Linked DNA regions of Homo sapiens: region 2 is linked to region 1. The links are chromatin loops, found by intact Hi-C in ENCODE. Cell type or tissue: endothelial cell of umbilical vein. All regions are shown on one strand. Links, peaks and the distances in the headings refer to the core of each region. The heading gives the core; the rest is flanking DNA. Region 1 overlaps ITPR1 (inositol 1,4,5-trisphosphate receptor type 1). Region 2 overlaps BHLHE40 (basic helix-loop-helix family member e40).

What was found. Hi-C counts contacts between places; a loop is a spot of excess contacts. Peaks named below come from ENCODE experiments on the same cell type or tissue, not always from the same donor. Only the 100,000 strongest peaks of a DNase experiment are listed, where the experiment ranks them.
Region 2: a loop joins it to region 1, with 4 times the contacts of the local background. A loop is called at or near these places in 29 of 110 quality-filtered maps.

Annotation. Positions count from the first base shown.
Region 1 is chr3:4,738,316-4,753,201 of GRCh38, forward strand. The region is part of intron 44 of ITPR1 (inositol 1,4,5-trisphosphate receptor type 1); the gene reads left to right. EGOT (eosinophil granule ontogeny transcript) reads right to left here and starts at 13,275. Exons shown (of 2, transcript NR_004428.1): 1 at 12,631-13,275; 2 at 10,877-11,695. RefSeq lists a silencer at 10,474-10,666 and an enhancer at 11,328-11,397. In endothelial cell of umbilical vein, for the core only: no CTCF peak of the experiment used is centred there; DNase peaks (open chromatin) are centred at 3,496 and 4,236; H3K27ac peaks cover 2,251 bases.
Region 2 is chr3:4,983,350-4,998,235 of GRCh38, forward strand. It overlaps BHLHE40 (basic helix-loop-helix family member e40), which reads left to right. Exons shown (of 5, transcript NM_003670.3): 5 at 1-1,974. The coding sequence ends at 343. Among named protein-coding and RNA genes, the nearest start is that of BHLHE40-AS1, 11 kb to the left of the region's middle. RefSeq lists enhancers at 1-520, 381-430, 611-790, 1,221-1,280, 1,291-1,350 and 5 more. In endothelial cell of umbilical vein, for the core only: no CTCF peak of the experiment used is centred there; DNase peaks (open chromatin) are centred at 812, 2,462 and 3,702; H3K4me3 peaks cover 1,649 bases; H3K27ac peaks cover 4,840 bases.

The DNA.
Region 1 (14,886 bases), core at 873-5,872:
GGGCAGGGAATGAGACTCTGAACCTTGCTGGGACTAAAGGGGTGGGGGTGAGGGACAGGATGTCACAAACAGAGACCCTGTCACTCCTTGCACCAGGCCCAGGCCTGGACCTGCTGATACTTGGTAAATGTTGGCTGAAATGGCGTCTGATTAGACGTGGAAGAGAAGTCAGAGGCCCCATTCGGTTCTGGGCTTGGCATCGGGATGACCAGGTGCACAAAGGCACCATTAATTAAGGACTAACAATGAAGTATAGTGGCTGGTGGGGCTGAGGGCCGCCAGCACTGAGGCTCCTGGGGAGACGATGTCTGTGGCTCTGGTGAGATGCCATGTTTTTCACGGAGCACCCTGATGGTGACGGCCAGGCACACAGAAGCTGTTTTTCCTTCAAGTTCTTTATCTTGTAAGGTCATTATGAATATTAGTTTCATGGTTTCACACATTTATTACTCATACACCCAGGCTGTAGATGAAATGCCATGATGGAGTTACCGCAGTTCAGCCACGTGTGGAGCAGGGATGTTTTCTCTTGGGGGAACGCAGGGGTGGTGTGGGGGCCTGTGGATCCATGCCAGGATGGAAGGGTGCGGGTGTGGCCGCACGCACATGCTGTTTTCTCCTCCCCGCTTCTGTGACCCCTGGGGGGCCCAGTCTAACCCAGTGTCTCACAGGAGGCCGATGGTTCCAGGAAAATGCCTTCTAGCCTAGACTTGACTTGTCAGAGCCCCTTGGCCCCAAGCTTCTCTTTCTCTGGAGAAAATGATGTGGAACTAGGGTTGTGTCTGGGGCCAGTTAAGGACAGGAACCTTGAAGCCCCAGGGGGAGTGATTCAGAGTTTCGTCTTGCTGTTGAGAAGTTGGTTCAGAGTAGTAAGTGGCCAGCTGGGAAGTGAGCCTGACTTGGGCTAAGACCACAGTGTGGCAATTAATGATTGCTGAGATGCTTTGCTCCACTGAAGACATGGTGGGTTCTTGCCGGAGCTGGTGGAGCACGGTCACTTCCTGTTCGGTGCACCATGGAGGGTCTCAGGAAGGGAAATGGGTCTGTGGTCAGCTGGCCTTCTTGAGATCCATGTTTCCTGATGACAGGTGGTAGAAAGGGGAGTTGCAGGGAAGCAGGCAGGCCTACACAGTTCCAGAAATGTATACAGTCTGCCCTCTGTGTTTGTCGGTTCTGCATCTGTGGATTCAACCAACTGCAGATTTAAAATATTTAGGGAACGCTGGGCACAGTGGCTCAAGGAAACAGAAACTCAAGGAGGTTATGACTTACTCAGAGTTCCAGAGCTGGACAAAACCCATGATAAAATATCCTGTACCTCTTGTCCGTCCCACCTCCACCTGTAGTTATCTGTCACTGAATAACCACCTAAAAATTTAATAGCCTAAAGCAATGGCCATTTTGGTGCCTAGCATGATTCTGTGAGCTTGGGCTCAGCTGGGTGGTTCTTTTGCTCTGTGTGATCTTGGCTGGGTCTGCAACCATCAGGGGGTTGACTGGTCTTAGAACAGCTTACGTGGTCACTCATATGACTGTGGCCATTGGTGCTGGTCCTTTGCTGAGAGCTCAGCTGGGGGTACTGCCTGGAGTGCCTTGGTTCTCTGTGTGGTTTGGGCTTCTTAGAACATGGTGACTGGGTTCTGAGAAACAGTGTTTCAAGAAGCAGGAAGTGGAAGCTACTAGCCTTTTCAAAGCCTGGGTTTAGAATTCCTAGAATATCACTTCTATCACATTCTATTGGTCAAAGCCAGACATGAGGCCAGCCCCATTTCAAAGGCGGGGAGAAAAACTCCACCTCTTATTGTGAGGAGGGTACATGTATAAAAAGAGAGAATTGTTGGGGACCACCTTTGGGGACTGGCTTCCTCACCACCACCCCCATTATAATCGATTGAGCACCTACCATGGGTCAGCCAGGCCCCCAAGCTGGATGCTACAGCTGCAGGAAAGGGAGACACCATTGTCTCTGCAGTTGAGGAGTTTGGATCTCCCTGGATACTAAATCCCTTCTTTGCAAAAGTGTTGACTCTTGTCTTTCTCCTTTTGGATGTTGTAAGAAAATTCAGTCCTGCCTTAGGATAAGCTCACTGGGAATCACAGCACTCCAGAAATTCTAGATTTCATTGTCCAGACCCTAGAGGATTCAATTTATGGGAATCCACAAATAATGACATACAGTGCTTGCTAGGCACTCTCATGGAGGGTTTGCTCCCTTATTATGAAACCCTGTCATCCATCACATCATCACCTAAAGCCCTGAAATGCCTGGAAGCCAAATACAGGTTACTTCCCAGTCTGGCATAATGGACTCCCAGGGGTGGTGTCCCCAGGTCTCCCAGCATCTTTTCTTCCTGCCCCGGCTCCTGCAATGGTGATAACATCTGAGGGTAGATCGTGACTCCCAGACTTCTCCTACCTGGCTGCCATCAGAGCAGGCTTCACATTGAACCCTCCGCTTATGGGAACAAGGAGACAGTACCACAGCCCGTGGATTTTCCAGAAACGGGTGACACGTTGTCAGGTGATAGGATCACGCTTGTCTTGAAGAGAACTTCCGGCTTTCTTTCTCCCCACTCTGGTGCCACCCGCTTCCTGTCAGCCCCCAGAAGAAATATTTCCTTGTGGCTTGATGTTTTGTAGCAAGTGGGAAACTATAAAATAAGCATTTGCTTATGAATTAATTTTTGGCACACATGGGGCTCAGCAGGGCTCACGGCACTTTCATATCCGTCCTTCGAGTCCTTGCCAATTTCTATGTTCCTTCCTCCTAAGATGTTCCCACCAGCGCCTGGGGGAAGTTCCCTTCGCTTCCTCTTCCTTACAGAAGGACAGGGGCTGTCCTTACCTGGAATGAAGAGGAGGACAGGCTATCTTTGGACATACCTCGTTTTTTATTTTTGTTTTTTTTAAGCCAATACAGATGTTTTGGGATATATATGCTGACATGACCATAGAGAACCTCCTAGCACATTATGGGGATAGATAGTTAAACATTTTTTTGGACTAATTGCTTCTGGTTTCAGAAGCACTGGGAATTTCATGTATCAAATGGCTGCCCACGTCTATTCCTATGCCAAAGTCTAGTCTACAGACACACCCGAAAAGGGTTTTCTTTTCTGCACGTAAGCAGCTAGAGATGGAAAATGTGAGAAGTGCTCCGTCAGGAAACTGGCCTGCAAATTCAGCAGAGAGAGTGATCCCTGGTTCATGAGGCCTTTCCTACACCACACTCTTTTTTTTTTTTTGAGGTTGGCTTAAGAAATCAGCCCAAGAACAAGTGTTAGATAGGAAATCTCACATCCCTTCCGGAAGTCACCAACACAGTGTGGGAGGGACACGTTGGTTGGGCTATCTCTGACCCCAGTTAGCAAAGAGATGAGGGCGGAAAGGGCAATTTGATTTGCCTCTGCTGGAAATGGAAGGCCAGTTTGTGAGGAAGATCAGCCTTGGTTTGACAGGGCAGTCACCCTGAGGAGGAGGAAAAGATTGGTGTGTGAGCAAGTTACGTAAATGGGTGTTGTTTTTGGCAGGGAAGTCAGGAATGAGTCACTTCTGAGCGGTGTTTTCTAACCTCAGGTTTTATCCATGTGGGAAAGGAGTGAAGCCAGCAGTGGAGTCAGGGCAGCTCTCCTCCTGCACGTGGGGGTTCGAGAGCTGTTGGCATTAAAGAAAGAGGGAGGCAGTGACTTGTCCCCAGCAGGCGTCCCCAGAGACACTGCCCTTCTGCGGAAGCTGTGAGGGGTCAGCAAAGCCACCCCAGGTTGGCTCAAGGACCAGCTTGGCTCCTTTGAGAAATGGTGGCGTAAAGGTTAGGGACTCAGGGAGGACCCCCTGGAAGGAGAGAGCCTATCAACTGCGGGCCTCCAGACCACAATATTTGTGCTGGAATTCCAGCTCTGCCCCTGCCAGCCTTCAGTGACCTTGGGGTTTGTCAGGGCCACTTTGAAACTCAGTTTCCTCATCTGCAAAATGAGGGTTGGAAAAGCCTAGTCCCTTCCTTATGGAGTTACGAAGAACATGAGGGTAAAGTGTGTGGTCCGGTAGACAAGTGGAGCTGCTGCCAGGGCTGCTGATTCTGTGGTGTGGGTACAGCCTGGGCTCAAGCCCTGCCTCCTATATGCCCACCTCAGGACTCCTGGCGAAGTCCACCTCACTCATCCCACTGGTTCCTGACTTGGAGAATAGGATGGTGACGGTTCCCACCTCAGAGAACTCCTGAGATGTTTTCACAGACTATTTATAGAAAGCACCTCACGTGGCATCTGGCCAATACAAAGATCTCAAGATGATGTGGTTCTTATTTTTATTTGTTCATATATATTTTTAAGAGATAGGGTCTTGCTATGTTGCTGAGGCTAGACTTGAACTCCTGGGCTCAAGCATTCCTCCTCCCTCAGCCTCCTGAGTAGCTGGGACTATAGGTGCGGACCACCATGCTCGGTTCTAATTAATAATATTTTTATTTATTTTAAATACATGCTGTATTTTGTGAAATGTGTTTTCTGTCTAAAATCCTACTTCTGATATTTTCTATTTTTGCATAGTGGTTTATCATCCAGCAGGCCTGGGGGACGCTCTGTCTTATGTTATTTTCACACTCAATTGACCCAAGTCCTTCTGACTGTATATTAAAAATGATTTTAGAACTCCAGGACATTGGGAAATTTCATTGCCTTGAGTACAGGTTATTTAGGTTGGTGCAAAAGTAATTGCGGTTTTTGCCACTAATAGTAATGAGAGACATTCTGGGATGAAGCAGAAAGAAAAACAGCAATCTAGTCACTTCTTTGTGGTTTGAAGTGCTCCCTGGCCCAGGCCATTGTCTTGTCTGTCCTTTTTTCCTTTCCTTTCTTTCCCTCCTTCTCTTCCTTTCCTCCTACTTTATCTGCCTTTGACCTGAACACCTCACACCCTTCTTCACCATTCCCAGGAAACTGGACTGTTATTGAACAGGAGTCCTTGAGGATTATTGGTCTAAATCCAGGTCTTAAGGAGGAAGCTCAAAATTCAAAAGTCGTTACATTCTTAGGCATATCAGACTTGAGTGAGCCCTCCTGCAGAAGAAGATGGCAGTTCCCACAACTCTGCCCTGGTCATCCTTAGCGCAGCTCTCTGAGTGACGGCAGACAGTAGGTAATGCATGCACCTACTGGCATTCAGTTTCCCAGTTCGGGGCAAGAAATTACTGCAAGACTTGTCAGCATCATTCATCTGTGAGTCCCTCCAGGTTGGTGATAAGAGGCACAATCCCTTTGAGGTGGTCCCAGGGGAGAATGTGCATCCTGGTTCATGCTTCCAGAGGAGCTGGAGACCCAGCGTGATTTTTCTTATTTCCTGAGTAGCAGAGCCAACAATATGGGCAGAAGTGGACAGTTACATACATCTGCTTGTCTGGCCTTCCATGAGAGGACTACAGTTGTTGAGGGGGAAGGGGGAGGGGAAGAACTTTGGAAGCAGAATGTTAATCTCCTTCCTTTCTGCGAAACCTAGAAGCAGGAATTTGTTTCTTGTTCGTTTGTCTGTTTGTTTGTTTGTTTGAGACGGAGTCTCACTATGTCACCCAAGCTGGAGTGCAGTGGCGCGATCTCAGCTCACTGCAACCTCCGCCTCATGGGTTCAAGCAATTCTCCTGTCTCAGCCTCCTGAGTAGCTGGGACTACAGGTGCCCACCCCCACGCCCAGCTAATTTTTTGTATTTTTAGTAGAGACGGGGTTTCTACATGTTGGCCAGGCTGGTCTTGAGCTCCAGACGTCAAGTGATCCGCCCGCCTCAGCCTCCCAAAGTGCTGGGATTACAGGCGTGAGCCACCACGCTGGCTAGGAATTTGTTTCTAAGAGGAGATGTCTTCAGAGAGAACCTCAGGTTTTCCACAGTCTCCAAAATTTTACTAAAAGTGCAGAGAAAAATGACAGAGAAGACCTGGAAATTTTTGTAAAGTGAGGCATCAATTCATTTTATCCCACTGAATCCTCAACAGGTCCAGATATTCCTTATTTCTTTCTCTTCCTTCTGGTCTAGCAAGAGGTCTGTGCTCTTCCTAACTTTCTTTAGTGACTTCCGAGTGTGAGATGCCTCTTGGGAACTGCCAGGCAGAGGATTGGTCAGTCTTCCTCTGGAGGTTCAGGGATTAGTAAATGGTAGCCCACGGGAAAAATCCAGACAGCTGCCTGTGTTTGTAGATAAAGTTTTATTGGTGCATAGCTGCAGTTTTTCCTTTGGGATTGTCCTAACTGCTTTCCTGCTTCAGGGGCAGAGTTGAGTAGTTGTGACAGATAGCTGCAATGACCCTCAGCGTGTGAAATGTTTACCATTTGGCCCTTTGGAAAAATGTTTGCTGACCCTAGGGTTTGTTTAATCTTTACTATGTAGATGTTAAACTGCCTAAGGGAAAGAACCACAGTATTTCCCCTTTGTTCTGTGCTCCTCATCCCCTGGTATGGCAATTTTTAAGTAAATATTCACCAGATGAGCAATATCCTAAGTCCCAAGATATGTTGGCCACTTACTCAGCTAATAAATGGGAATTCAGGGAAACAGGCTGGGGCCTCCCTCCCTCCCTTCCTCCCTCTCTGTCTCCCTCCCTCCTTCCTTCCTTCCTTCCTTCCTTCCTTCCTTCCTTCCTTCCTTCCTTCCCTCCCTCCCTCCTTCCTTCCTTCGTTCCCCTCTTTCCCTCCTTCTCTCCTTCTCTTTCCTTCCTTCCTCCTTCCCTTTCTTTTCTTCTTTATCTCTTTCTTTTCCTTTCTCTTTCTGTGTTTTCTTTCTTTCTCTCTCTTTCTCACTGTCTTTTTTTTTTCTTTCCCTCCTTCCCTCCCTCCCTCTCTTCCTCCCTCCCTTCTTTCCTTCCCTTCCTTTCCCCTTTTCCTTCATTTTTTTCTTTCTTTTCTTTCTTCCTTTTGGTGGGAGCAGACAGGGTTGTTTTTTAAAAGACGTTTTCTTCCCTAGAGTCATCTCTGCTCTCCCCACATAGCCTCTGCCAGGATGTACTCCATCACCCCAGTTTACTATCTTTCAACACAGATTCGGGACGCAGACAAAGCAGGACATTCCTTAGGAAATTGTATATGTAGCCTGAGAGTCCAGACACCTGCGATTACAGACTTTGGATCTGTGAGCCCCCTCTGACCGTCCTACCCCAAAGCATCATGGTTTCAGGTTAGTCACTCCCTTATGGCTTAATGCTGTGCTATTTCTGTGCCTCCTACAAACGTTTTCCTAGTGGTAAACACAGGGACTTCTCAGGGCATATACGGTTGACCTTAAAACATCTGAAATGTTTTGAGGCCCCATCTCCAGCCTGTTTGCCTTCTTTTTCTACCGATCCCCTTGGGTAATCTCATCTACTGCCCAGGCCTCCAGCAGCCATTTATGCCAACACCTCCCAAAGATACAGCTCTCGGTCCCACCTCTCTGCCGATTTCTAGATTTCTGCTCAAATCCCTGATGGGCATCTCCACTTGTGTTAGCTATAAGTTAGCAGGACCCCATGACACTGTCATCTCCCTTCCTCCATTCTATTTGCCCTCTCGTGTTCCATAGCTTTCTCAGTGGACTCACCACCAGCCAAGGATACCCAAGCTAGAAGCTTTGCAGTCATCAGACTTCTTTTTCTCTTGCTTTTCTCCAGGAACTAATCTGTGCCCACTCTACCTCCTGGGAGTTTAACCATTGTTAGGACTTATAATGAGCCAGATAGTTGGCACTGTGAATTCAGAGTGGCCCAGCTGGGAATGGAGGAGCAGCGGTTTGAAACTAGGCACTGTTACTTCAGGATTCATATTCTTGACCACCAGGCTCGACCGCCTGCCAGCATAGGGCTGCTGAGATCTGCACCTGTCAGCCTTTTTGCCTGGATAACTGAGATAGCCTTTTAGTGGCCTCCTGCCTCTGGGCATTTCTCTCTTCCACGCGGTTGTCAGTGATGCCCCCCAAATGGAACCCTCACTACCTGCTTCCCCATCTGAACAGCCTTCTGTGGAGTATGGAGCCCATGGCCACCCTGATGGAACCCATCAGTGCCTCACGTGGTCTGGCCCCACCTGGGTTTCTCCACTCACTCCCCTACGCTTATTGTCCTGCAGCTGCAACTCATGCCTGCCAATCCCCAGCGGGGCCATGAACTCAGATGCCTTTGCTTCATGTGGGACGTGCCCTCATTCCCTTTGGCAGGCTCCCCAAGCCCTGATTGAAATGTCTCCTACTCTAGAAACTTCCTCTTGATCCCCTGAGGCAGAGATAATGGGTTGTGCTTCATTTACTGTAGTAATGACCACACTTCAACTGGAGCTTGACTGTAAGACCCGAGGGGGCAGAGACCAAGTCTGTCTTCACTCCGAGTCCCCTCGAGGAGCCTCCACACGTGCTGGATGAAAGGTCCTCAGTGTGTACATGATGAATCAGTGTGGATACTCCTACTGTATAAACTATTCTGGGAATTCACTGAGATAATATGTGGAAGGCACTCAGCTCAGCATGGAGCTTTTAACACATCGTAACAGCTCATCCAAAGCAACTCTGCTTACTTTTTGGTTGTTTATCTTCCCTCACCCACTAACTCGCCCAAGGGTGCACTTTCTTCCGGGGTCAAGTCTCCATCTGACTCCCCAGCACTCAGACTGTAAATGTAGAGATAGAAGTTCTGACCCAGTGTGGCCACCGTGTTACTTTAGCCTTCTTACCATTTTTGAATAGAAACATGAGGATGTGAAATGTGAACTTGTGTTGTTGATGATTATTGCCATTTTAAAGGGGACCTTCTTTAGGTGTGGGAGGGAATTGATCTGAGCCCATGGGAAATACATGTCAACTTGGAGAAATAGCCTTATGATGGCAGCAGTCCTCTTTTCTTCTTCTTTGTAATAATGATGGACAGTAGTGGTAACAAGTGCTCATGTACCACGGGCTAGCCAGGCGCCCTCACTGCATGGTCTCATCCATCTTCCTGGGGCGCCTATGTAGTAGGTACTGTTTTGATCCCTTTCTGCTAATGAGGAAATAGAGGATCCGAGAGGTCAGGTTATATGCTCAGAGTCACAGAGCCAGCTGGTAGTTGTTCCAGGGTTTGTTTTCTGCCAGAACGTGAGTTTGTAACCTCTCTACCATGCCGCCTCCTTACTCCACCAATTTTCCAGGCACAGACATGGCCGCTTCAAGGACTTTGCGTCTGTTTGCCAGGCAGATTGGAAGTTGTGCCTCCACATTTTGTTTTCTTTGGTAGTGGAGTCTTTGTGGGAGACACTGTGCCCTCCTGATAATCAGAAGGCAGCTCGAGTGGTCAGTGTATTTGCTTTGTTTATAAGGTCTGCCCATGAATTCTGGAGGAGGAAATCATGAAAGACTTTTCCTTTCAGACTGGGCATCTCATTTGCCAAATGACAATTATGTGTGCTACATACATGTACTTCCAGCAAGTTCCAGGTTCCCAGGTCTTAGGAAAGTTAATGACAGGAAGACTGTCCTACAGAACTTCCTCACTGTGGAAGAGATTGACAGCAGCTCATCTAATTAGGGCCGTTATGAAAAGTTGGATTAATAGCGATTTTTGTTTTTCGCTTGCGTCTAAAGAAGCATATGTTCTTTGGCATCATGTGATGGTTATTAGATCTCAGCTTTTGCCCGTTTTGCTCAGAGAAGCTAAATGCACCAGATACTCCCCACATCTGAGTCTTTACTGGTTGAAGAATATTCATGTTTGGGCGAAGGGAAAGGGAGGAAGGTCTTCTCATTTTATAAAGTGCCCAGCACTGTGCGTGGAGCCAGTAGGTACTCTATCTGGGCTACATGGAATAGTCCCAATTGCAGATGAGGAAACTGAGTCTGAAAAAAGCCATGTGTCTTACCCAAAGTCACCCAGTTGGCAGAGCTGGGATTTGAACACAAGGCCCTCAGAAGTCTCTCAGCTTTCTCCCATGCTAGCCAGCCTTTAAGTTACATGAGTACAATGTGAGGGAGCTATTCAGTGCCCTGTACCCACTTTGGAGCTCTGCCTACTAGAGAGCAGTGTCTATCTTGTTTTCGTTTGGGGTGGGAACAGGCTGCACTGGTTATTTGATCTGAGAAGCAAGTAGTCACTGCTTGGTTAGCCAATGAGTTTTAAAGGTAGACCTTTAAAATGGAGTGGAATGGAAGCACATTTTTTTTTAATAACAATGCATGAGCTTTTCCTTAATTTCTGCTGGTGTCTTTCTTGTGGGTAGCTTCCTCACAATTGTTAGAGGAGAGCTTGTCCCCGACAGAAGAAAGGCTCTTCCTCAGTTATCGTTTCTGTAGGTTTTCTGGAATTCATCTTGAGGGTAAGAGTGAAGGCTGGGATGCACTGCAGATAGCTATTGCAAACCCCTCTACTATTTCCGATTAGTGGATACGTGTGTGAGTTGTATGCCTGTCTTATATTTACAAGAGGAAGTATCCCGTTTAATTTTACTTTCACACCAAAAACCCAAGTGTTAAGAGAACGCGGTGTTTTAACACTCCCTCGGTTATCAGCTGCAGAGCGGAGGTTGTATATTGTCACATACAGTTTTTGGAGTATGTTTCTACATTTGTTACCTGGCAACATTGCTGCACTGGGACGCGAAGTTGTATTGGTTCCCAGCAGACCCTCGCTGTTCGTACTGTAGAAGGCAGAAGTTGTTTTCCTCCGCGGGGATTTAGAAGAGAAGGCACAAGGCTAGTGGGGTTTGGCTGACAGATGGGCTGATGCGCTTCGGTGACATGACCCAGAACCAGGCACTGGGCAGGGGATGTGGACTCTTGTCCTGTCCCAACAACAGCTCCCTGTAATGCAAGGTCACGTGGTAGACAAGGGTTAGTATTAGGTAACCTTGAATACTAATTCGTGATTCTTTATCTTCTCAAAGTAAAAACAAAAGAACAAACTTTTGTTCTGGTCATTTTATGAGTCATCTGAGCACTTGCAGAACCATAATGGCAAATAGCTAATACATGGCACCTTTTCAGTTGCTCACATTGGATACCCAATTCCCTGCCTTCATTTATGCATTATTGTGGTTTTGACCACCTACTGGTTCTGATGAGAGAGGAAATCCCGTAGTAGGAGTGATAGCCAGAGCATCTCTTGCTGAGGTGACCCCCTGAGCTGATTATAGCCCTATGGGGTATTTTGTTTTGCTGATACATAATACATTGAAAACACTGTATATAGAATTTTTTGAATGCTTAAGTGGGGCCTCCATATACACTGAGATCATTTTATCCCCCTACCTTCCACTGCACTTCACTGACACTTAACCCCGAAGACATTTGCATTGGAAACTTCGCATTATCTGTTTGAAAGTCCTCTCAGTTCAAGCCACACATTCTAAGACTCAGCAAAAGCTTATTGACACCAAGGGCATTGAATTCACCAGCACCTGTAACGTTTCTTGAAGAATGCTTGCTAGGGAAAAGTTCCCATGGTAACTGTTTTTAAAAGAGTTTTGTAGCATCAACAGGTTAGACAGGAAGTCAAAATCATGGAGCTCAGCAGCATCCCCTATAAGCACGTGCTCCTTTTTAACCACCCCTAACAAAGACACTGAAGCACCCTGTTCATAAGCCCTGATGGGCACTGGAGGGTCTGGCCAGGTTGGGCTGGATTTCAGGGGACCTGATTTGTGTTTCCCTGTGCAGTGCTCGTTTCCATCACCATCTTTAAGGAGGAGGCCTTTTCCATCCACTGGACTCTTACCATCGTGCCTGTTAAGGAACAAAAAGACAACTGCTTAGGCCTGGAGGGTATGTGGAAACCACCAGTTACCTTTGAATATACCTGTGGTGCTCGAACCTCCTTTAGAAAACCCAAGATGCCATTTTAATGATGCTTTGCTCTTGGGTATCAAATTTACTCCTTAATTTACCTCAGGAGATGTTCTAAGAGGAAGCCACAAGATTCCATACCTGCTGTTGTTGTTTTAGAGCTGGTGGATTTTTTTTTTTTTAATCCGCGGAGGAGGACTTGACCCTGTGGGTTCCTAACTTGGATGGCCATGCAGAGCACCCTTAACTTGGAAATCTATATCCTGCTGTTTAAACTTCAAGATGATTCCTATCTGGATTAAAGTCCTCAACCAGCAGGCCGAGGCAAACTCTAAAGAAAAACAAGGTCATGCTGCATTTTTTTTTGGTAAGCACAGGAATCAACAAAGAGATGTTATATAACTTCTATTTATATCCTCCTTGCTCACTATCTGCAGGCAGACAAGAGTCGCTGAGAAGGGATTTAATGAGCTCTCTGGGTTTGCTCACCTTCCTGAGCTGGTAGGAACCAGCTTGTTCTCAAATGCGTCAGTAAAGAATCTGGCTGTGGGTGGGCGGCCAGGGTAGGTGGACTGCGTTGTTGCTATGGTGTTTTTTAATTCCCCTGTCTCTCAAAGATCTCACTCCCCCCTTCCCTGACTCCTTCCTTTTGCCCCCTTCCTTTCTTTCTTTCTTTTTTTTTTTAAATCTGTAAGCTTCCTTGTTTCTCACACCTACTCATGATTCTTGGAGCTGTCTCCGGAAACAGAATATTTTCCCTCTCCTTCCTAAGTGCTCAGCTCCCCCATTGTGTAGCCCCGGGACATCAGAAGTTGTTTTCTAAGGTGTGTTTTTTCCACCCTCCCTTATTTCTTTTCCCATGATTTTTTTATTACCAATCCCTCCATGAGAGAGACCTATCCTAGGAGTCTTCCATCTTGCCTGATAGAAGTTTTCTCTGGCATATTCCAAATTCAGATTGCTCCAAAACCAGGTGAAGTCTGTTGCTAGTTGGACAGTCGGTATGGCCTGGAGGAGAAGGGCTGTTTGTATTTCCATGCATCCTCCTTTGTCCTCTTGCCCTGGGTGAAGCAATGACGTCTCTGTCTCCTCTAGTGCGTTATAAAATAGAACCGCAAGAAAACAAGAGAATGGGTTTACCCCACAATCATAATTCCTGGAGCTTGGGTAACTCCTGTTACCTGAAGGTTGCAGGTTGAAATGACTCAGCTTGCATTTAATTAAAAAAAAAAATGCTGCCCCATCAGATTCTCAGCAGGGACGACGAATGCACCTTGCTGAGAACCCTATGGCTGCCCAGGGAGTGGCCCCCTGCACCCTGGCCGGCCTGGTGGTGGCCACAGAGGCTTCTGAGATGGCTCTGTGTTGTCCATCACATTCCCACCAGAGCAGAGACACTTAGAAGATGTGAGTAGGGAGGTTAGGATGAAAAGTTCTTAGAAAAGAATATGTAGTTCCATGAGGACAGGCTGAAAAAATTTTTAAAAAGCCAAACCCACCTCTGCCTTGCCCAGAAGTTGTGCAATCCTTAATAGCAGTAGCCTGTTTGAATAATCAGAGGCAAGCTGACTTCCCTTTATTAACTTCTGTTAGAGACATCTGCATAAAATATCCCCGGATTCCAGACCAAGTAGGTAATTTTTTTTTCCCCTCTGAGTAACGGGAGGGACTTTCCCTTTGGAAATCTTCCAGCAGAGTTAACTTCATGGTTGAGACTGTTTTCTCATTATAAGGTGCCAACAGCTAGATTCCTGATGCAGGGACAGTGAAGGCGCCTCATGTACACACTTGGATCCCCTGCTTCCCTGAGAACTGACTTGATGTTCACAGTTGCCTCTGGTTCTTCTGCCTTGACCCTCCTTTTCACGGAGAAATCTATGCCCGCTCACATTTCCTGAGGTCCTCTGAGTTCCTCTTTGAAACTGTCAGAGGCTCTCTCAAAGTTTCTACCAATTTCCTATTCCTGGGTTTTAGACTTTTGATCAAGATGGCTCTGACACTGAAGGGGATAGTCCTGTAAACCCTCTGAAGTCTTCAAGCCTCGTTTTTCCCCTGGAATTCAGGACTTTAAAAATATATATATTTTATTGCTCTTCGAGGAGGATGTGTTGCAGTTGCCCTCACCATATGGTATTTGAGAAATATGTTTTTATTAGCCTCCTTGCAACACAAACCCACAAACTGTTGAGCCCAGAGCTTGTAGCTATCAAGTCTGGGGAGGGAGCCAGGTTTGGAGACGGAAGGTGCACAAATGATCATCCCTCCCGGGCTGTAGTTAATCATGCAAGCTGCTGTGTCACTGGGGCCGGGGTAGTTAACAGTTAACTCGATGGATTAAGGATCCTCAGCCAGGCTGAGCCCATCACAGAGTTACGTGCAAAAACCGGATAAGCCCGTAGAGGTGACAACACCACATCAGCTGCCTTTGGCTGGTCTGCGGTGTGCTGCATATTCCCACTTAGCAGGACTTTGAGCTTTCACATGCAGGCTTCTTCTGGCCATAAAGTTATACTTCAGCTGCCATGGATGCAAAGCTTGGCTTGAGTGTTTCGGAATTGCACCTCCTTCAGGATTATTGTTCATTCATTAATATAGTAAATTTTTTAAAAAGAGAGAAGAGGCCTTACTGTGTTGACCAAGCTGGCCTTGAACTCCTGGGCTGAAGAGATCTTTCTGTCTCAGCCTCCGGAGTAGCTAGAACTACTGGCTTGTGTCACCACAGCCGGCTTAATATAGCAGATGTTTACTTACTGAGCACTCCCTGGGTGTCAGGTGCTATACACATTGGCGTCAATACAGTCAGGGATGAGACCAACATAGCCCCTGCCCTCCAGGAGCTTACAGTCTTGTGGGAGACAGAGCTAGGAAATCAGCTCATCATCAGCTAAATCAGAGCTTCAGAGAAGTGTGATGGGGAAGCAAACAGGCGCCACGAAGCGTGGCCAGGGAGGGCTTCTCTGGGGAGATACCGTTCAAGCTGAGACCCAACAGATGCGAAGAGAAGGAGCTGTGTGAAGAGTAGCAGAGGGCAAGAGTATTTCAGAAGAGGGTTGGCTTGTGCTTGGGATGTTGGAGGAGCTGAGTGAAGGAAGCTAACGCGGTCTACCCCATGGTGGTCGGTCAGGGGCAGA
Region 2 (14,886 bases), core at 1-5,000, 240 kb after region 1:
CCATTTCACTAGCAGTGACCTGATCAGCTCCCCGTTCCTGGGCCCACACCCACACCAGCCTCCTTTCTGCCTGCCCTTCTACCTGATCCCACCTTCAGCGACTGCCTACCTGCCCATGCTGGAGAAGTGCTGGTATCCCACCTCAGTGCCAGTGCTATACCCAGGCCTCAACGCCTCTGCCGCAGCCCTCTCTAGCTTCATGAACCCAGACAAGATCTCGGCTCCCTTGCTCATGCCCCAGAGACTCCCTTCTCCCTTGCCAGCTCATCCGTCCGTCGACTCTTCTGTCTTGCTCCAAGCTCTGAAGCCAATCCCCCCTTTAAACTTAGAAACCAAAGACTAAACTCTCTAGGGGATCCTGCTGCTTTGCTTTCCTTCCTCGCTACTTCCTAAAAAGCAACAAAAAAGTTTTTGTGAATGCTGCAAGATTGTTGCATTGTGTATACTGAGATAATCTGAGGCATGGAGAGCAGATTCAGGGTGTGTGTGTGTGTGTGTGTGTGTGTATGTGCGTGTGCGTGCACATGTGTGCCTGCGTGTTGGTATAGGACTTTAAAGCTCCTTTTGGCATAGGGAAGTCACGAAGGATTGCTTGACATCAGGAGACTTGGGGGGGATTGTAGCAGACGTCTGGGCTTTTCCCCACCCAGAGAATAGCCCCCTTCGATACACATCAGCTGGATTTTCAAAAGCTTCAAAGTCTTGGTCTGTGAGTCACTCTTCAGTTTGGGAGCTGGGTCTGTGGCTTTGATCAGAAGGTACTTTCAAAAGAGGGCTTTCCAGGGCTCAGCTCCCAACCAGCTGTTAGGACCCCACCCTTTTGCCTTTATTGTCGACGTGACTCACCAGACGTCGGGGAGAGAGAGCAGTCAGACCGAGCTTTCTGCTAACATGGGGAGGTAGCAGGCACTGGCATAGCACGGTAGTGGTTTGGGGAGGTTTCCGCAGGTCTGCTCCCCACCCCTGCCTCGGAAGAATAAAGAGAATGTAGTTCCCTACTCAGGCTTTCGTAGTGATTAGCTTACTAAGGAACTGAAAATGGGCCCCTTGTACAAGCTGAGCTGCCCCGGAGGGAGGGAGGAGTTCCCTGGGCTTCTGGCACCTGTTTCTAGGCCTAACCATTAGTACTTACTGTGCAGGGAACCAAACCAAGGTCTGAGAAATGCGGACACCCCGAGCGAGCACCCCAAAGTGCACAAAGCTGAGTAAAAAGCTGCCCCCTTCAAACAGAACTAGACTCAGTTTTCAATTCCATCCTAAAACTCCTTTTAACCAAGCTTAGCTTCTCAAAGGCCTAACCAAGCCTTGGCACCGCCAGATCCTTTCTGTAGGCTAATTCCTCTTGCCCAACGGCATATGGAGTGTCCTTATTGCTAAAAAGGATTCCGTCTCCTTCAAAGAAGTTTTATTTTTGGTCCAGAGTACTTGTTTTCCCGATGTGTCCAGCCAGCTCCGCAGCAGCTTTTCAAAATGCACTATGCCTGATTGCTGATCGTGTTTTAACTTTTTCTTTTCCTGTTTTTATTTTGGTATTAAGTCGTTGCCTTTATTTGTAAAGCTGTTATAAATATATATTATATAAATATATTAAAAAGGAAAATGTTTCAGATGTTTATTTGTATAATTACTTGATTCACACAGTGAGAAAAAATGAATGTATTCCTGTTTTTGAAGAGAAGAATAATTTTTTTTTTCTCTAGGGAGAGGTACAGTGTTTATATTTTGGAGCCTTCCTGAAGGTGTAAAATTGTAAATATTTTTATCTATGAGTAAATGTTAAGTAGTTGTTTTAAAATACTTAATAAAATAATTCTTTTCCTGTGGAAGAGAAAGATGGTCTCCTGAGTTTTTTAAAATAGCTCACTTGGTGTGATATGGCTGACTCCCATGTCCTTCTTTCTTGGCTGAAGCAAACCAGTTAATCTCAGTGTAATTTCATTCAGCTTTTCATGTGCTTTGTATTCAATCAGAATAAGCTTAGTCAACCTGGCAGGTAAATATTGGTTCAATTTTTGTTTAACCCTTGCCAGGGGTTCATGATCATCCTCTACCTCTTTCCAGAGTTAAGTAAAAAGCATATTTTCCCCTGCCTGCTTTCATCGTGGTCCTTGGAACTTGACAGAAAACCAAGGTATGACACCGTGGGCAGCAGTGTCTGGGGAGCCTGCTGGAGGGAGAGGCACATTGAGAAAAGATTTACTGGATTATTATGCAATACTAATTGATGCTAGGATAGCACCTCTTTGCCAAAGCAGTCTAGCTTTTTCAAATCTAGCAAGGTCTAATGGATTTGCCATATCCTGTCTTATTCCTGCTGGAGGCAACATTCCATAATTATTTTCTACATCCTTCCTGGACTTCCTCTCCGGTATGTTTGTGCGTGAATGCATATTGGGTGTTCCTTCGACAAGTGCTCTTATTTAAAAAAAAAAAAAAAAAATTCCATGGGAAAGGTGGGAAATGACCCTGTCGTGTATTTTTGCCTCTCTCCTTTGCCTTGATTTGCAACATTCCTGTGGGATACTCCCTGTCAGAGGTGTCCTGATGTTTCCTGATGGCCAGCGCCTGACTCAACACGCTCCGGCTCCCAAAGCATCCCAGTCTGCCAGGACTCCCTGGTTGTCTGGAGTACAGCAGGGAAGCTGCCCCTAGGGATTTCTTAGCCAGGCAGAGGCTCCACCTGACCATGAAGACTGTTTGCTTCACATGTCACCTTCCCTGTCTCCTGATGGGCCAGCAGGTGAAAGTGAGCATTGTCTGCTTGTGCTGGATGCATATGGAATGCACGTAACTGTCCCCAGGCCACAGGCTGTTGTGCAAGGAGCCGGGACCAGGAGGTGGAAGCCTGGCATCAATAGCTGGTGGTCTATCACCTCCCTCTCCACGCCTGCTTTTGACTAGATAAAATAAGAATTCCGAGCCCTTCTCACAAGTCCCAGAGCAGGCAGATGGCAAATTCTGTAAGCCACTCTTTCTCCCAGCCCAACGCCTGGGCTTCCAGGTCTCATGCCTGTGAAACACCTCAATTGCTCCATGAGTTGCCAGACCTCTCTAGCTAGACTTTTTTGGAAAAAACCCAACAAATCAAACTTACCCTGGTGATATAGCCGGGGGTTGAAAAATCAAGACCAAACTCTTTTTGCATAACCCTCTCTTTTTCCCAGGCCACTGCAGGAGGAGTAGCTTTGGGGAAAGGAGGAAGTGGTTGGAGCAACCTGAACTAAAAAAAAAGATTTGAGGGTTCCACACACAGTCAACCCAGAATCCCGCTATGGGAACCTGCCCCTGTCAAACAGCGCCTCAAGTTGCAGCTGTCCCTCCACTTCATTTTTTGCTTCCAGCTCGCCCTTAACCTCTCTTCTAGCCCAGTTCTAGCGGCATCCAAATGCGCTCAGAGGGAGGTGCGGGGGAGGGGCGCGCACCCCAGCCTAATGCCCACTGCGGACAAAGAGGACTTCTGTTTAAAAAGCGGGGTGTGTGAGTGTCAGGGGGCGAAGCGCTGGCTCCGGGGCCAAGGAGAGGTGGCAGGAGGCAGGGGAGCGGAGGCTGGGCATCTGGCCGCCTTCAGACAGGGCGTGATCCGCCGGGCCTGCCGGGATGGTCTCACCCAGCGCTGACCTGCCCCGCCTGTTGACACAACGTCACGTTTCCGACTGCAGCCCTTTCATGTGCGGCCCGCGGCTAAAAGCGGCTGCCGGTTCCTGGAAGCAGACGTGCCTGGCACCGCGTCAGCAGAAACCTGATCCCCGGGGAAGCTCGGCAAGGCCTTGGGATCGCTCGGCCCCCAGAACTAGGGCCTGGCAGCGGGCACGGGACGCCCCCCCTCCCTCGCGCCCAGCAGGAGGGAATTCGAGCGCTCCCCGTCGGCGGTGGGGAGGGAGGACTGGGTGGGGTAGGGAGCTGGATTTAGGCAGAGCACGGGGACCAGGGCTTAATTGACTAGAAGCTAGAAGCTTCCCACGGGTCATCGCTCACTAATGCACGTCAAACAACCTAGAAGTATCATTATGGGTACTATTACAATTCACATTTTGTAGATAAATAAAAGCAGGCTCAGAGAGGAGAGGTAACTAGCCCGAGGTCACACAGCTTCTGAGGGGGCTAAACCTTTTGTAGGATGGTGGATCTGTTGGTTTGTGGGTCCCTTAATTGGATCCAAGGAGAAGGCTTTCACAGAGCCGAGTTGTTAATGACTATAATAGTACAAATATGGATATTTATTACTAAGAATAATTACAGCAAATGTGTTTGTGGCATTTACTATTTGCCAGGCACTCTGCAAAGTGCTCTACATACAATAACTTCTTTATCACTGCAAGGCCATGAAGTAGGTAAATTAGTATACAGTTAATGAACTGTAGGCACAGAGAGGTTAAGTAATTTGCTCAAAGTCACACAGCTCCATTGATGACTTGTAAGTTAAACCTAGGAAATTTGGCTGCAAAGTTTATGTGCTTAACTATAAAACCACACTGCCCTTCTAGTTAAGTTAATAATAGTAAAAGTAGTAATAATTACAATTATTACTATCCTGTTTTGAGTACTTTCTTTGTGCCAGGTATCAACCACGTCATGTGAATCGCCTCTACTTATAGCAACTGTGAAGGGTAGATATTAATATGCCCCTTTTTTAAGTAAAAAAAATTTTAAACATGCTCATTTTACAAATGAGGAAACTGGAGTTCAAAGAGGGGAAATGCCTTATCTGAGGTGACACGACACCTAAGGGACAAAGCCATCCTTTTTTCTGGTATGGAACTGCTTCTACGCTGAGCTCCTGTCATGTTGGGCTTTGATACACATTATCTCATTTAATCCTCCAAATAGCCCTGCGGAATAGGTACTATGATGCTCAGCCTGTGGCTGAGATAACCAACCTCAGAATAAAGTTATTTGCCCAAGTCTTTATTTGTTCCTTACCGATGTCCCCACACACCATCTCACAGCGAAGAATGGGCCCATCCTCTGGTTAGAGAAACTAACCCAGCATGACTATCAAGGACTATGGGGGGGGCGGTGGGGGGGCACCCTATAGGTTGACTGTGCGAAGAACCAGAATCTGGGCTTGAAGCAACTATACCAAAGTATTGTGGGCCAGGCACGGTGGCTCATGCCTGTAATCCCAGCACTTTGGGAGGCCTAGGTGGGAGGATCACTTGAGGCTGGGAGTTTGAGACCAGCCTGGGCAACATGGCGAAATCCCATCTCTACAAAAAATACAAAAATTAGCCAGGCGTGGTGGTGCATGCCTGTGGTCCCAGCTACTTGGGAGGCTGAGGTGGGAGGATCACTTGAGCCCAGGAGGCAGAGTTGCAGTGAGCATGATTGCGCCACTGCACTCCAGCCAGGTGACAGAGAGAGACCCTGTTTAAAAAAAAAAAAAAAGTATTCTGCGGGGAAGGGGAGAGATTCCTTTTCTTATGTCTCTCCTAAGATTAGGAAAGGTGTAGGCCTAGGGGACTAGCGAGGTATGAACCCCCTGGGGCAGGGCAGTTCTGCTGGAGGGAGGGAGAGAAGGAGGGAGGCAGAGACTGAGTTCCAAGCTCTCTCTCTGGAAGGGAGCCTCTGCAGGCTCAGAGACCAGGCCACCGCAGCTCCTGTCCCTCTCAGATTTCTTCGGCCCACCCACACCCTAGCCTGTCTCTCCCCTTTGGCCACCACCCCAGTACTTGGTTTGTGAGGGGTATATAAGAGGCTGCCTCGCTTTGTGGAACAGGGCCAGGATCTCAGGTTAGAGAGGAGACAGCATGTGTTGAGTTCCCACATGGTTTCATATGAAGACTGTGTGTTAACGGGATCGGCATGTTCTCCTGAGACCCAGCATTCCCTGAGGTGTCTGCCACGTGGCGTGGAGGGAGGGAAGGCTCCAGGTTTCTCACCCTTCATCAGCAGGAACAGCTTCCTTTTCGTGTCTTACCACTGTAATCGTTTGTTTGAACAAGAGTTTTATTGCTGAAAAGACATCACAAACAAGTTTTGAAGGCCACCAATGACAGCCCCTTCCTCAAGCACTGCCTTCACCTCACTGGCCTCTTTCCCTAGGATCCAGAGGGAGGCTGAGGCCATTCAAAGCCACCCCAACACACACCCCACCCAGCACCACCCCCTGTTTATCCCCAGCCATCTGTTTGGCCCGACAACCACAGCAGAACATGAGCCGGGTGAAGCCTCTCCCATTGGCCATGGAAGCCACTGACATGCTCGTCTCGCGGCTGGGCCATCCAGTCTTGTGATGTGGCTGGATTTGGGCCCAGAAGGTTTCTTCCACTATAGATGGGGCCCTCCCTTCCCTGGGGATTCTCAGCAAAGATGTGGAGGTGGGACATGAGGGTGTCACAAGGCTGCTGGGTAGGGGTGCCAGCCTCAGGCTGGGACCAAAGGAAGTAGGGCAACCAGCCTCTGCTCACCCTAAGTCCTGGCCCTGTTCTCCCACGCCCACACCCACCTTTGAGGAGGCAAAAGGGAATAAACTTGTGCTTATTTGTTGGAAGAGCAAATATGTTTTTTTGAAACCGAATTATGGATGGGGATGTGGGGGTGGGAACTAGGCAAGGGTCTCAGGGGAATCCAAGCAGGAGAAGAAGGAGGGAAAAACCACTCTCTTCTCAGATGGAAAAAAAAAAAACAAAACAAAACAACTGTTTCTTAAAGTTTTAAATAAAATATCTAATATTTTATATCTCTTTTACTGTGGAGAATTTAAAACATATTCAAAAGTAGAAACAACAATAGATGTTTCTCCAAAGAAGATATACAAATGGCCAACAAGTGCATAAAAATATGTTCAATGTCATTAGTCATCAGGGAAATGCAAATCAAAACCACAGTGAGATACCACTTCACACCCTCTAGGATGGGTATGATATTAATAATAATAACAACAAAACAATGGAAAATAACAAAGGTTGTCGAGGATGTGGAGAAGTCTGAAGCTTTTGTATATTGCCAGTGGGAATGTGAAATGATGAAACTACCATAGAAAAAAGTTCGGCATTTCCTCAAAAAGTTAAATATAGAATTACCATATTACCCAATGCCATTTCTAAGAGTTATATACCCAAAAGAATTGAAAACAGGAACGCAAACAAATATATGGACACATGTGTTCATAGCACTGTTCACAAGAGTCAAAAGGTGGAAACAACCTAAATGTCAATCAACAGATAAATGGATAAACAAATTGTGGTGTATACATACAATGAGGTATTATAGAGCCGCAAAAAATTAATAAAGTACTGGTATATGCTACAACACGGATGAATCTCAAAAACATTATGCTAAGTGAAAGAAGGCTGGCAAAAAGTCACGTTACACGGTTCCACTCATATGAAATATACAGAATAAATAAATCCATAGAGACACAATACAGACTGATGGTTGCCAAGGGATGAGGGAGGGAGACAATGGGAATAAAACGGGTACAGGGATTTCACTTTGGAGTGATAGAAATATTTTGGAACTAGGCATGGGGGGTTGCATAGCATTGTGAATGTAATACATGGCATAGACTTATTCACTTTAAAATGGTTAATTATATGTAGATTTCACCTCAATAAATTTTCTTTTAAGTAGATAGAATAGCATAATGAACCCTCCACTTATCAGTCTCCCAGCTTCATTAGTCATTAATTCATGCCCAAGTCAGTTTCATCTGTAATATATACCCATCCACTTCCCCTGCTCATGTATTATTTTGAAGCAAATCCAGATATCATATAATTTCATTTGTAAATATTTCTAAAATATTTAGTATATATCTCTAAAAGATAAGTGTTATAAAATTACTATAATATTATCATACCTAAAAATATTTAACAGTATAAAAAGGCAATTTTTTAGACTAGTTCTCTAAATAAGAATATAGATTGTTTTCAAAATTAAAAAATATAAAAAGTGATCAGAGGCCGGGTGCGGTGGCTCATGCCTGTGATCCCAGCACTTTGGGAGGCCAAGGAGGACAGATCACAAGGTCAGGAGTTTGAGACCAGCCTGGCCAATATGGTGAAACCCAGTCTCTACTAAAAATACAACAATTAGCCAGGCATGGTGGTGGGCGCCTGTAGTCCCAGCTACTCGGGAGGCTGAGGCAGGAGAATCAGTTGAACCCGAGAGGAGGAGGTTGCAGTGAGCCGAGATCGCGCCATTACACTCCAGCCTGGGTGAGAGCAAGACTCCGTCTCAAAAAAGAAAAAAAAAAAAAAGTGATCTGAAAAAAGAAATTGTTCCCTGTCCCTATCCATCATCCTGGTCTCTATGCCTTCACCAAACTCACCCACAAGCAGGCAAGTAGGCACTATTTTAACTACTTTAGAGTTTATTGGCCAGGCATGTTGGTTCATACCTGTATTCTCAGCACTTTGGAAGGCCAAGGTGGGAGGATCACTTGAGCCCAAGAGTTCAAGACCAGTCTGGGCAACATGGCAAGATCCCATCTCCACAAACGATTAAAAACTTACGAGGGTGTGGTGGTGCATGCCTGTAACCCCAGCTACTCAGGAGGCTGAGGTGGGAGGATAGTTTGAGCCTAGGTTGCAGTGAGCCATGATCGTTGCTACTGCACTCCAGCCTGGGTGACAGAGTGAGATCCTGTCTCAAAAAATAATAATAATGTTTTTTAAAATAGAGTTTATTTAGGCATGTGCATATAAATATGGATGTGGGCTGTCATTTGTCCCCTTTTTCCACACAAAAATAGCATGCTGTTCACACTCTTCTGCACTTAGTATGTCTTGAGGAGCTGTCCACGTGAATACATAGAAAGGCTTTTAATTCTTTTTCACAACTGTGCGTATCTCATTGTATAGATGTCCTATAATTTACTTGACTAGTTCCCTATTATGAACATCTGGATTATTTTTTATCTTTTGCTATCACCAGCAGGGTTGCAATGAGTAATTTTATACACAGGTCATTTTGCAAGCGTATAACAGTATTTATGGGGTAAACTCCCACATGGAATTGCTGGGTCAATGTCATGAGCATCTGTCATTCTGATGGGTATCATTCCGTGGGACACAGGTCATACTCCTTTAGAACCCAACGTTGTTGCCTGTCTTGGAGGCATTTGCAAGAGATGTCGGAAAGCTTAGAATATGTATATCTTGAGACCAAATGATTCCACTTCTAGGAGTTATCCTAAATACGATTTTTAAAATTAATTAATTTTTAAATAAAAAATAGAGACAGGGTTTTGCTATGTTGACCAGGCTGGTCTCCAGCTCCTGACCTCAAGCAATCCTCTTGTCTTGGCCTCCCAAAGTGCTGGGATTATAGGCCCGAGCCACCATGCACAGCCAAGAAGTTATTAAACAGGTTTTCAAAGACTAAGCTACAAGATTGGACGTCCTGTGCCATTCATAGGTAAAACAAACAAGGAGGAAAGAAGGGAGGGACAGAGGGAAGGAGAGAATAAGGAAATCAGAAAGATGGCTGAGAAGGAGACTGGTTGAGTAACTTACAGTATGTGCAAGTGCTGGAATGCTAAATAGTCATGAAAAATTATGTTAGGAAAGTAAATTGATTATTGTTTATTTGTTGTAAAGGGAGGAAAAGTAGGCCACAAAATAGTATGTTCAGACTTATCCCATTTTTGAAAAAGAATAATATGTGTGCTTCTAAATGTTCTCTCTGCCTCACTTTGAACAACTGTAAAATGAGGACAATAGTAATTGGCCTACTGAGTTGTGAGGATTAAATGAGTTTCAATGTCTAAGATGCTTAGAACAGTGTCTAGCACAGAGAAAGCTCCATGTCAGGGTTAGCTAAAATTAGTGTTATTGTTATTATTTTTTAGTAATTGTATTATAGTTACAGAGGAAAAAGGTCTGGCAGGCAATACAATAAAATTTTAACCACCTTAGCAGGATTTAGAATTATTGGTTATTGTTCCTTTAAGAATTTTTGCTTTTCTATATTTTCTTTTTTTTTTATTTTACAATGAACATGGTATTTCTGTAATATAGATCATGAAGTGCAACAGAATAAGTGGAGTGGGGGACAAGAATGGAGTTCAAGGTTGTCATGGACATCTGTATCCAGCAGTCCCAGGGGATGATGTGGAAAGGAGAGGCAGGATGCTTTTTTGGTTTTGCCAGCTCAGCCCTGGGCAGGGCCAGCCCTACACCCTGGGAAGAAGGCAACTCCCTTCAAAGGGTGAGTGGAAGATCTAGAGAAAGCTCTCCCTACCCACATGCACATAGGAGCTTTTAACAAGGACCTTAACAATTAGAGAGATGACAAAAGTTTCAAAACAGGTGCAAAGACACTCAATAGGCTGTGAGGGTCCTGGGATGGGGGCTCTAACTCATTCACTGCAGCGCTCCCAGTGCCTAGCTTGAAACAAAGCTGAAATTCAGTCAGTGTTTCCTGAATGAACAAGTGAATCTAGACTCTGCTGTGTGACCTTGGGAAAGTTCTTTCACCTTCCTGAATCTGTTTCCTTATCCATCAAATGGGGATATTAGTGATCTTGTAGAGATTGCCGTGAGGATGAAAAGAAATCCTTATGTAGAATATACAGCATCTAGCTACAGTCAGGTATGTGGTAGGTGCTCAAGCATTTGCTGATTAAATGAATGAAAGGAGCCTGGGCAACATAGCAAAAACTCTGTCTCTACAAATAAAAATTAAAACATTAGCCAGTCATGGTGATACGGACCTGTAGTCCCAGCTACTCAGGAGGCTAAGGTGGGAGGATCTTAGCCTGCAGTGAGCCATGACCACGCCACTGTACTCCAGCCAAGGTGACAGAGTGAGGCCCCATCTCAAAATAAAACTTTAATTTAATTTAAAAATAAAAGAAAATAAAAAAATAAATGAAAAGAAAGAATGACATTTATAGGAACATATTCACTCTAAAGTGTAAGTAACTGACATAACATTATTTCCTGAAAGATGCTTTGTAGAGGGAAAAGCTGAAAGAGATCTCATACACACACACACACACACACACATATATATACACACACACATATATATATGTCTGTGTGTATGAGATCTCTCTGATATATATATATATATCAGACTGTGTGCTAAGTACTGTACTAGGCACTATGCATACATTATCTGGTGCAATCTCCATTTTTACATTTACAGAAATTGAGACTCAGTGAGATTAAGTGACTCACCCAAGGTCACACAGCAAGCAGATGGCACAGACAGGATTTAACTCAACATATGACTCAAAAGTCCTTGCTGAAAGAGCCCAGGATGTCAAAATGGACAGAGGCATGAGGAGGGAAGAGGGTCAGAGATAAGCTTCCCACTCTGTGCACACTGCTGAATTACCCATTAGGTAGACCTAGTGTGTGCTGAAAACACTGGGAAAGCAGCCCCAGCTTCCTTCCATCTCCCCAAAATTGGAAAATAATTTCTTTTTGATATTTCAAAGAAAAACATGGAGATCATCTTATGATTAAAATCAAGGGCTTATTGGGGTTTCTCTAAATTTATTTTAAGCTTTGTGTTTTCAGTTTGCACTTCGTATGGGGAGGAAGGATCAAAATGCTCATGTCTCAGGACCTTAGGGCTTAATTGCCCTGGGGCTTAGAGCCTCTCTAGACCTTATCCAGCAAGGTGACGCTAGCTCTCCAGAGTCTGAGTGGGAGGCAGCATGGACACCCACCTGGCCCCTGCTTCCCCTGGGGCTCACGTGGCTGTGTGAGGGGTGTTTCTTAGGGCAGTGGCCTCAGCTCCCCTGACCCGTGGCTTCTCACAGTCTGCCTTTCAGACAAGGCGCTCACTGTCCCAGCATGTTCCAAGCCACCGGCTCAAGTCCCAGCCAGCCCAGGCCTGTTGCAATGAGTCAGCCTTTCACTGGGGAAAAACGTGGTGACTGGCCTCCAAGTCATTTTTTCCAGCTTGGCCCTTGTCCTGGGCTGGGTTTGGGGAGACCTTCATTTTTCCCTTTGGGATTCGGCTGCCTACGAGGTATTCCCAAGGGTCCCTAGGAAGCAAGGGGGCTGGAATTCCTTTGGGGCAGGTTGAGTTGCTGCAGTTCAGCCAAATGAGGGTCCCTCAAGGTGCCCACCTGGTCTCGCTCCACCTCCCCCTGCTCATATAAGCAAAAGTAGAGGCCACAGAGGGTAAGTTCTTATGGCCCTTACGGTTGTGCCCAGTCATGGGGAGGAGGATAAGAAGAGGAGTTATAAAATAAAGTCCACCTTTGGCATCTTTCACAGGCCATGCTAGCGCAGCAACCTCAGGTACCTGGAGCTTGAGGCACACTTGGCCTCTTATCAACTAGTGGTGCCTTCCTGAAAGATGATGCTCCCTTGGGCCCCTTGAATTTTAAAGCAAGCACCATTACCTTCGGTGAACCTTCCTGCCCCCAGCTCTATGCCAGGGTTCCGGTTTCAGAGCTATTCGCCTTACCATCCCTTCTGACTCACCTCTGGCTTCCCAGGGCTTCGTGAGGCCTCCCCTGCATGGCCAGGCTGATGTGGATTCTCCCTAGTGTGACTGGGTGGGAGGGAGGAAGAGGCAATGACCATTAGTCAAAGGGTGGTGAGGGTGCGTGAGGGCAGGGCTTTGGCCCTCACGGATCCCGCAGTAAATTCACTCTCTCCGGAGGAAACATTGACCTCACTGCTGCTGAAGCCCTTACTTAGAACTTCCTATTCATTTTTGCAATTAGCAAAGATTAACCTCTCAATAATTCATTCATTCAGGGCACAGATAGTTATTGGTACCTTTACATGCCAGGTACTGGGCTTTGGGGCTACAATAGTGCACAGAAGAGTCATGCTCCTGTTTCCTGAAGCCGATAGTCTGAGAGGGACACAGATAGCAACCTGATAATTACACAGATAGATACCAACAATCCAGTATCAATATGCAAGAAGAGCACAGAAGAGCAGACAACAGTGCCTGGAGTGGTCTGGGGTGTTCAGGGAAGGTTTGCCTGAAATAGACGGGTAAGTGGGAGTTGTCTGGTTGAGATGGGGGTCCTGACCCCAAGTACCTAGATAGTGACCTTATTTGGAAATAGGGTTTTTTACAGAGATAATCAAGTTAACATGAGGTCATTAGGGTAGGCCCTAATCTTGACTGGTATTCTTATCAAAAGGGGAAATTTGGACACAGAGACAGACATGCGCACAGGAAGAATGTCACGTGAAGATGAAAGCAGACATCAGGGGGATGCTGGCTGCTTACAAGCCATGGAATGCCGAAGATAGTGAGCCGACACCAGGAGCTAGGAGAGAAGCCTAGAACTGACGCTCCCTCACGGCCTCCAAGGAACCAAATCTGCTGACACCTTGATTTTGAATTTTTAGCTTCCAGAACTTGAGATCACACATTTCTGTTGTTTAACCCACCCCAGCTGTGGTCTTTTGTCAAGGTAGCCGTAGCAGACAAACTCAGTTTTCCAGCAGAGGAAACTGCACATGCAAAAGCCCTGGAAGTGAGGGCAGGGGAGGCGGGTTTGAGAAAAGAGGCCACCCTGGCTGAAATGCAGAGTCAAAAATTCCTTCATCCAGACTGACAGGGAAGCAGATCAGTGTGGGCACCTCAGGCGACTATTAAAATAGCAATAAAAATAACTACCTCGAAGGTGTGTAGAGTGTACCAGATAAGCCTGGGGAGGCAGGAAGTGACTAGAGCTATGCAGGGGCTTCCCTGTAGGGGTAGAAGTGGAGCCTTTAACCTTAAGACAGAGGAGAAGCTAGCAGGGTACGCAGGCGACCTAGAGCCTCGTTTGAGGTGTGTGACTTTGGGAAAATGGCCGTCTGTCTCTGTGCCTTAGTTCTTCGATCTCTTCCCTTATCTGGGACATTCTGTGACCATATGACTAGCAGTGTGCTCTGTGTTGCTGTCTCCTGTGTGGTGAGCCGGTGCGAAGGAAGAGAAAAGAATGAAAATAGCATTGGACACAGTTGTGGATCTTATGGAACTTATAGTCTAGTTGGGGAAATGACATTCATTCGGGCCAGTGCACAATGGAAGTGCTAAGTGTGTGAAGTGGACAATGTCAGACATTCTGAAGGGCTAAAGTGGTGGCTTCCCTCATGGGGGGTCTCGAAGTCTAGTGGGACCCCAGATACAATTTCTCGTTGTTTTTTTTTTTTTTTTTTTTTTGAGACAGAGTCTCACTCTGTCCCCCAGGCTGGAGGGCGGTGGCGCGATCTCGGCTCACTGCAAGCTCCGCCTCCCGGGTTCACGCCATTCTCCTGCCTCAGCCTCCCGAGTAGCTGGGACTACAGGCGCCCGCCACCACGCCAGGCTAATTTTTTTTTTTTTTTTTTAAGTAGAGACGGGGTTTCACAGTGTTAGCCAGGCTGGTCTCGATCTCCTGAACTCGTGATCCGCCTGCCCCGGCCTCCCAAAGTGCTGGGATTACAGGCTTGAGCCACTGCGCCCGGCCCCAGATACAATTTCGATGCTGTACATCTCCACCCGCCCCACCACTCCATAATTAATAGGTCTGGGGATGGGTGGGGGTTAACACGTGACCTAAGCTGGGCCAATCAGAATCTTTCCCTGGATTTTTTGGTCAGGAGCTAAGGAAGAAAATGCAGTTTCTCTCTTGGTGGCTATGTTTGCTGCTACATAGAGGGGGCTGACTTGAGGGAATGGAGCTGACAGGCTGCCCAGAGAAGACAAGAGGGAAGGAGAGAGAGAGAGAGAGGGAGGGAGGGAGGGAAGGAAGGTGGGAGGGGAGAGGGAGAGAGAGAGAGAGAGAGTGCGAGCGAGCCCCTTGGCTGCCCTGGCCCTGCTGCATCTCCGCGTTTCCCCTGGGCTTACTGGAGATACCCTACCCGCACATTCTTCACCCTGCATTTATCAGTTTCCCCTAGGCTAGTTGGAGAGGAGTTTCTGTCACCTAGAGTCCTAGGAGTTCTGATTCACACAGGGATCCCCCGTGTCAACCTCAGCCACTGTTTG